Linked DNA regions of Homo sapiens: region 2 is linked to region 1. A link is a contact called in ENCODE Hi-C or POLR2A ChIA-PET data. All regions are on one chromosome and are shown on one strand. Each heading gives the region's core, a stretch centred on a gene start or an enhancer-like site at or near the end of the contact. The rest is flanking DNA. Distances are from core to core; before and after follow the strand shown.

Evidence for each region. Hi-C counts contacts between places; a loop is a spot of excess contacts on that map. ChIA-PET counts read pairs that join two places held with the same protein, here RNA polymerase II (POLR2A). Pooled maps may share reads with other maps.
Region 2: a map of ascending aorta shows a loop between it and region 1 (5-fold over the local background). The contact joins the promoter of SLC25A17 here to the promoter of CBX7 in region 1. A Hi-C loop is called at or near these places in 1 of 168 maps with a recorded cell type or tissue (ascending aorta) and 7 of 50 pooled maps. POLR2A ChIA-PET finds 5 or more read pairs at or near these places in 2 of 52 experiments (OCI-LY7 and activated T-cell).

What each region holds. Positions count from the first base shown.
Region 1 is chr22:39,150,589-39,154,637 of GRCh38, reverse strand. It overlaps CBX7 (chromobox 7), which reads left to right and starts at 1,958. Exons shown (of 6, transcript NM_175709.5): 1 at 1,958-2,262. The coding sequence starts at 2,194. RefSeq lists silencers at 1,652-2,221, 2,292-2,341 and an enhancer at 1,799-2,380.
Region 2 is chr22:40,817,332-40,821,386 of GRCh38, reverse strand. SLC25A17 (solute carrier family 25 member 17) reads left to right here and starts at 2,041. Exons shown (of 9, transcript NM_006358.4): 1 at 2,041-2,192. The coding sequence starts at 2,139. RefSeq lists an enhancer at 4,009-4,055.

The DNA of each region.
Region 1 (4,049 bases), core at 709-3,208:
CGTTAGCATTTGCGTGGTATTTTCCCCCCATGTGTTTACTTTTGACCATCACTAGCTTTATGTTTTGGAAGTGTCTCTTGTGGGTTTCTCTTGTAAACTGCATCTAGCTATTTATGCATTCTGATAATCTTTGTATTTTAACTGCAATATTTAGTTGCATTTATTGAATCACAAAATATTCGAATTTATAGCTATCGTCTATTTGTCCCCTCCCTGCCCCGTCTTGTATTTATTTTTCTCTCCATTCTTGCCTGCTTTACAGTTGTTTGGGTTGGTTTAATCATTCTTTTTCCTCCTCCAATAATTTGGATAACTATACACAGTATTTCCAGTCCTACAGTGTTTATCCCAGTAATGACAATCTGGATTCTTAAATTCGTCAAAGTGTATTTGGTATCTATCTTCACCTTCCTCCTGAAGAATATAAGGATCTTAGAACACTTTAACTCCATTCACCCAAGTAAATGCCATCACTGTTGTGTATTTTAAATCTGTTTTTATCCAGAAGTCATTGTTATTGTTTCACACTATCGCTGTTCTTCATTTTTCTTTATTCCCAGTTGCATCAGACCTCCGTCTGGGATCATCTTTTTCCTGCCTGAAGTTCCAGCTTTGGAATCTCCCTCCGGAGGGTCTACCAGTGGCAAACTCTTAAGTTTTTGTATTTGTAAGTGCTATGATTTCACCTACGTTCTGGATACATGTGCCTCATACTGGGTACATAATTCTTGAAATACATTTTCACTGAATATATAATTCTAAGATGATGGTTATTTTCTCTCTGGCTTTGTTGCTCTTGATGAAAAGTCAGGTGTGAATCTATTATTCTCTTTTTCTATGTGCCAGAAAGAGGTGTTGGATTTTATTGTGAGGGAAATAGGGAGGAAAATTTTTAAGCACAGGGTGACCCCGTCAGATCTGCATTTTAGAAGCACACTCTGGCACTGTGTGGCTGAGATCGGAGGGAGGGCAGCTCCGCGAGGTCTCTGCTGTGGTCCAGAGAAAAGACGGGGCGAACCTGGGAGGTGGGTGCGGTGAGGGCAGGCAGACCCGAGTCCCCGAGGGGATGCCGGAGCGACAGAAGTTGGGGTCAGTACAGGAAGGAGCAGGGACGACGCCGGGCTCCCAGTGAGGAATGGAGGCGCGTTAGCGAAAAAGGAAGGGGGGTGGGGAATCAAGAGTTCGTCTCGTGCCACAAATGGTTGAGCCCCCACTAAGCACCTAGCGCCCAGTACACGCGGGTTTGGGGAAGGCTGGGGCAGCGCGGCGGCAAAATCCGTCCCCGGGGGACCTCAGCTCCACCGCGGCCGCTCCTGCCGCGAACGAGGGCCCGGCCCGGGAGCCCTCGAGGCAGCGCCCGCGTCTGACCCGTGCGTCTGGGCACCGACCACCGAGGGTCGGGTGGATGGACAAATGGAAGGGCGGATGGAGGGGTGGGTGGACGGACGTGGAGACACTGGCCAAACTGCGCCGCGGAGAAGGCCGGATTAGGGAGACCTCGGCCCTGCGACGTCCGGACACGGTGGGAAGCCTTTTGGGTCCCGGCTCTCCTGCAACTCGAGGGGCTGCGCCTCGGGCCCAGTCTCCTCCGCTGCGGGAGGTGAGCAAATGGCCTCCCCGCTCTGAGCCTTGACTTTGTCGTCGGCTCCACTGGGCCCTGCCACTTCGGCCCCTGGCAGTCACCGGGAGGCTATGAGGCGCCCGCCTGGGTATTAAGGATCACGTCCCGCCCCGGCGTCACAGCAAGACGGGGCGCGCGAGCCTCCGCCCCGCCCCAGCCGGTGACCGAGCCAAATAAGTCCCACGGCAGCGCTCGCGGCTCGCGGCCCGCGGCCCAATCGCAACCCGCGGGGGCGGGCCCCGGGGGCGGGGTTCCGATGGGGGCGGGGCTCGGGGGCGGAGCTGACCCTCAGGGCGCGAGCCGAGCCCGCGGCCGTTCCGCGCGCTCCCGCCCCGCCCCCTCCTTGCGCGCGCTCGCTCGCTGGCGCCGAGGAAAACGTTGCGCAGGTTCAAAAATGGAACGTCGGCGGCGTGAGGGAGCGCGAGGGGGTGTGCGCGCGTGCGCGTGCGCGTGCGCGCCCGGACGAGGGTGACGGGGACCCCGCCAGCCCCAGCATCGCGCGCCGCAGCCGCGGCCCCGCAGCTCCGCCCCCGGCCCGGCCCGGCCCCGGGCCCGCTCGCCCGCCGCCCCGCATGGAGCTGTCAGCCATCGGCGAGCAGGTGTTCGCCGTGGAGAGCATCCGGAAGAAGCGCGTGCGGAAGGTGAGGCTGCCCGGGGGCGGCTCCCAGGACCCCAGTGGGGTCCCTCCCGTCCCCAGCACCGCTCCCTCCACGCTGGGGCTGAAGGGGAAAGCGGGGCGCGGGGGCCCCGGCAGCCCTGCGCTGCTGGGCCCGTCTCCCCAGCCCGTGCCTCAGTTTCCCTGCCACCGTGTAGGGCGAGTAGAACAAAAGTTGTCGCTCCAGGATGCTAGTGGCGGCCGAGCCTGCCTGAGCTGGAGATTAGGATCGGACGTAGGGATCCTCAGCGCCATCCCACCTCGCTCCCCTTTTATTGTAAATATGGGGAGACTGAGGCCCAAGTTGAAAGGACTTGCCTAGCGCGTTATGGTCAGAGCTGGGTTTTGAACTCGGGACTCTGGACGCTTGGCACCAAATCCTTTCAAGTTGTAAGTGGAGCTTTGGAAAAGTCTCCTCCGGCCTCTGAAGTTTTTCCTGCTGGACTTTGGCCTTTTCCGATCCTGCCCCCTCTACGCCACCCGAGCACATCCCTATTCCCCGCCCCCACCCCCACCTCAACTCCTAGCCCAGGCCAGGGCTCTGAAGCCCGCCCCCTGCGCTGGGGCATCCCCTAGTCTCCTACCCCATCTGCCTTCTTCAAAACATACACCCTGCAATTTAAGGAGGTGTCTGTTCTGCTGGTTTCAGAACCCCACACTTTGGGGCTAGACTTTGTCCGGGCCTGGCGTCTACACCTCCCGTGCACTTGTTTGGCGAGGGGGCTCGCCTAAGGCTGGGGAAATCCTTGGGGAGAAGTTCCTTTCCTGGTACGCACTACTGTCCTTCCTTTGTCTCCTCCTCCCTGCAGCCCTTTGGGAGGCTCCAGGCCGACTGGGAGGGGCCTTAGGGGGTCACCTCCTCCCATTTAACAGAGACAAAAACTGAGGCCCAGGCAGAGGAAGTGACCTGCTCAAGGTCACCGAGCAAGTTAGATAGGGAGGTAGAGCAGGAGCTCAACTGGGCTGATTGGCAGCCCATCTTCTTTCTCCATAGAGAAAACTCAGTCCTGGCATCTCGGGCCAAGGGTGAAGGTCAAGGTGGTCAGGAGCATCTTTTCTTCCTCCAGCTGTGCTTGGGGTTTTACTCTTCTGATTGAGGCAGCTGTTCCTCCTCCTTCTCCTTTTTCCTAGGGTTTTCTCCACTTAAAAGAGAATTGATTTATTCCACAAAGCTCAGTGCTTTTCGTGCTGTGTAGCCTGAAGCAGGCACAGCACTAACTCCCTCTACGATGGAGCCCGCAGGGTAGCACAAGAGGGCGAGATCATCATTCCTTCGGCCAGTCACTCAAAATATTTATTGAGGGTTGGTCAGGTACCAGGCACCAGTCTAAGCCCCAGGGATCCACCCCTTCCCTCAGGGAGCTGGCATTCTGCAGAGGCGGCACACAGTGAATGAGGAGATACAGACAGATGCCTTCAGATGGAGCTGTGTGCTCTGCAGAAATAGAACTGCAAGGTGCCAGTGGAGACAGCATGGGAGAGGGTCACCAGGGAAAGCCTCTGTGAGGAGGTATCATATTTTGGTCTTAAAGTTCTGGCGTGCAGGGGCTTCACTCACAATGGGGTTGGACTGTAAACTTTTTTTTTTCTTGGCACCAAGATCTCACTCTGTCACCCAGGCTGCAGTGCAGGGGCATGAACATGGCTCACTGCAGCCTCAACCTCCCCGGCTCAAACGATCCTCCTGCCTCAGCCTCCTGTGTAGCTGGGACCACAGACAAGTGCCACCATGCCCAACTAATTTCCTTTTTTCAGAGACAGGGGTCTCACCGT
Region 2 (4,055 bases), core at 792-3,291, 1.7 Mb before region 1:
CGTCACTGCACTCCAGCCTAGGTGACAGAGCGATACTCCGTCTCAAAAAAAAAAAAAAAAATACTGTTTTCAGTATGTCAGTCTTCAGTTGATCATGCTGGGCGCTGTGGCTCACACCTGTAATCCCAGCACTTTGGGAGGCCGAGGCGGGCGGACCACGAGGTCAAGAGATTTGAGACCATCCTGACCAACATGATGAAACCCCGTCTCTACTAAAAATACAAAAATTAGCTGGGCGTGGTAGCGCATGCCTGTAATCCCAGCTACTCGAGAGGCTGAGGTAGGAGAATCACTTGAACCCGGGAGGCGGAGGTTGCAGTGAGCCAAGCCTGGGCCACAAGAGTGAAACTCCATCTGAAAAAAAAAAAAAAGGTTGCAAGGCCCGGTACAGTGGCTCATGCCTGTAATACGAGCACTTTGGGTGGCTGAAGCAGGTGGATCACTTGAGCCCAGGAGTACAAGACCAGCCTGGACAACGCAGAGAAACACTGTCTCAGGTTTAAAAAAAAAAAAAAGCTGATCAAAATGTTTTTGGTATGTAAGATACAAAAACGTCAAAACAAAGTATTAACAATGTTTTCATAACTATGATGCATAATCCAGTATATTCTTGACAGCAAGCTCCCAATTTGATCAGGAGTCAATGAGAACTGAGTTCTCAAGTTTTACAGCCAACTAGTTTCTATGTTCCCATGCCAAAATAATCTTTTTTTTTTTTTTTTTAGGAGTCTCACTCTGTCCCAGGCTAGAGTGCAGTGGTGCAATCTTGGCTCACTGCAACCTTTGCTTCCTGGGTTCAAGCGATTCTCCTGCCTCAGCCTCCCTAGTAGCTGCAGTTTCAACATTGTAATTTCTACAAGGCGCGTGCCACCATGTCCGGCTAATTTTTTCTATTTTTAATAGAGACAGGGTTTTGCCATATGGGCCAGGCTTGTCTCAAACTTCTGACCTCAAGTGATCTGCCCGCTACGGCCTCCCAAAGTGCTAGGATTACAGGCCTGAGCCGCTGCGCCCAGCCCAAAATCATCTTCGCTTCACTTTTGGTCCTTCACTTTCACGTCATGATTCTATGGCGTGATGGGAATGTTCCTGGAAGCAGTATCTTCTGCAAATTTTGTGAAAACGGCCAGGTTAAACTTTGTTAGACCCCTCTCCCAGGGATTAAGTGTGATGATGGGCATAAAACACTAAGCCTGGCATGTAGTCAGCACTGAGGAGTTATCACGAGGATATTCTAAAAGGAAACATGGTAAAGACAAGTGGTGATGGTGTCTCAGGAAAGAATCCCTGAGTCCCTGAGGAGCATCCTGAAGCAGAATCTCACAGTATGACAGGTTAAAGCTGAATGTGGCTGCTTTAGTTTTGTGTAATTTTGTTAGTCACTTTGCAACATGGAAAAAAATTTTTTTCCTTCAGTATTTTATGAAGTACTACTACATAAATTGGCTTTCGTAATCCTCACAGCAGATGGGGATTGTTGGTACTAGTACATTGTCATTTCACAGAGGAAACCCAAGAGGTTAAATGACTTCCATAGTTGCCAACTAGGGGGAGGCTCCCACTCGCGTCTTGTATTTTGGGCTCCTGATGCTCAACATCTCTTCCCACCACACTCAAGGGTTTTTCTGGAGGAAGAAGTTTCCAAGTCCACAAGTGAGTTTTTTTCCTCTTGGCCAAAATGTGACTTTCAGAATAGAAAAGAGCTCAGGCGCAGAGAAACAGGGAGACTGGAGTCTCATTGAGTTTCCCCATCTTTGTCACCAGAGTAAAAGAAGGCCATTAAGACTTCTGAGATGGAGGAACTGGTCAGGGCCCGGGAACGCCAGAGAACGTCGGAGGAACCGGGAGCCGGGTACCTGGTGTCAGGCCGCCTTGCGCCTTGGAGCCCAGCCCCGCGAACACCTCGCTGTCCCGCCCCGCGCCCACAGGGGCCAATCAGCGTTCAGGGGCGTTCTTAGCCGCCCCCCCCCCCCCGCTTTCCCGCCCCGCGACCCGGAAGTGGTTCTAGGGCAGGCGGGCGGGTTTGAGAGGGCGGGGATTGCGACTCTCACACCCTGAGCTCCGGTGCTCCTTTCCTAACTCCACTGGCTGCGGCATCTGTGGGAAAAGTGTGGCTGGGTCTTCGAGGAGCCGCACCAATGGCTTCCGTGCTGTCCTACGAAAGCCTGGTCCACGCCGTGGCCGGAGCCGTGGTGAGACGGGGTCTTTACGCCCGGGCCGCAACGGGTTATAAGGCTTCTCGGGGGCCAGTCCCGGGATATGCCTGAGGGATGGGTCTGAGAGGGAGGTAGTGTGGGTTGGGGTCCACTGTCATGACTGTGGGGCAGAGAGGAATGGGCCATTGGCGGAAAGTTGTTGGAGGAATTCGGGGTAAGGGCCGAGACTCCGCCACCTCCTGGTCTCCTAGAGACTGCGGGGTAGAGAGCCGTGTTCACACGTGCCCGCTCAGGGTCCGCATCTTTGCCGTGGGAAGTTTAAGGTCAGGCTACCACCGCACACTCACACACTTTGCTTTACTGGCCCGGAGGAGAACGTAGGTGTGAAGCCGTGTTGCTTAGTCACATGCTTCCCTACAGCCTGTCTTCACGCTTGCCGCGGGCAAGTGGCAATACCTAGTAGGATAGCTCTGGGCACCGTTATTGGCAGGAGAAGATAGATCCTTTTTTTTTTTTTTTTTTTTCCGGACAGGGTCTTGCTCTGTTGCCCAAGCTGGAGTGCAGTGGCGCGATCACGACTCACTGCAGCCTCGATCTCCCGGGCTCCAGCGATCCGCCCACCTCAGCTTCCTGAGTAGCTGGGACTGCAGGTGTGAGCCACCACACCCGGCTACATTTTTAAAAAAAATTTTTGGGGTCTGGCAGTGTTGCCCAGGCTGGTCTCGAATTCCTGGCCTCAAACGATCCTCTCGATTTGGCGTCCTAAACTGCTGGCATGAGCCACTGTGCCTGGCTTTTTTTTCTTTCTTTCTAAATCAAGATCTGGGTTCCTGTCTACCACAAGTGTGGTTTGTTATGAGGTATACGCTTGATTCTTGGGCTTCTGGTGTCTAGGTTCCACTTGACACTTCCCCTCTCCCCTCTTTTCCTTAAAACTTTCCACTTTTGGCTTGGGTGACTCCTCTTGTGGTTCTTTTATCTCTTTGACTGCCTTTTCTCATATTCTTCACCAGTTGTTAGCACACACCTTTAGCTGTTAAAATCACTGTGACTTCAGAGGAACATCACTGAATCCTCTGTTTAGCCTCCAGAAACTTCACTGAGAGCTCACCTTCTCTGTAGACTAATCTGGATTTAACCCTAACTCCATCATTTGTTAGCTAGATGCCCTGTAAACCTTACTTTCTTAATCTGTAAAGTGGGGGAAGTGATACCTACCTCACAGAGTTTAGAGAATTAAGTGACACAGCATTTCATGAAAATGCCTAATTCAGGAAGCCTGGTTCATTCAGTTCAGCCAGAAGAGCCTTTCAGCCAGCATGAAGGCTGAGATGGACGCTTGCGTGACTTGCTTTAAGATGGGCATGGAGGCCTGTGTTTCCGGAGTGGAGGGAACAAAGAGGCAAATAGGTTTCAGGGGGCCAAATTGTGTGAGACTTTCACTCTGGCTAGCTGTTGAACTTGCTGATTTACCTTTAAACGTGATCACCCTGGCTGCTGTGTTGAGAGTAGAATGTAAGGGAACAGGGGACAAGCAATTATCAGGCGAGAGATGATGGTGACTTGGATCCGGGTGGTAGCAGACATGGTAGAAGTGATCATTGACCTGGAATATATTTATAAAATGAGGGTTGGTTGACTCCAAGAGTTTTTGGCTTCAGTAACTGGAGGGATGGTGGTATTTACTGGGATGGCAGAGGCTGTGAAGGAGAAGGTTTTGGGGGAAATGATAAATTTGGCTTTGGTTTTGGAGGAGTTTGAAATGCCTAAGAGTAGTCGTGAGACTAGATGAGCTCACTAGGGAAGTGTGTATGGACTGACAGAAGAATCTCAATGACTGAGTCTTGGAGCAGGCTAACCATTAAGAGGCCGAGAAAATAAGATTGCACCAGCAAAGGA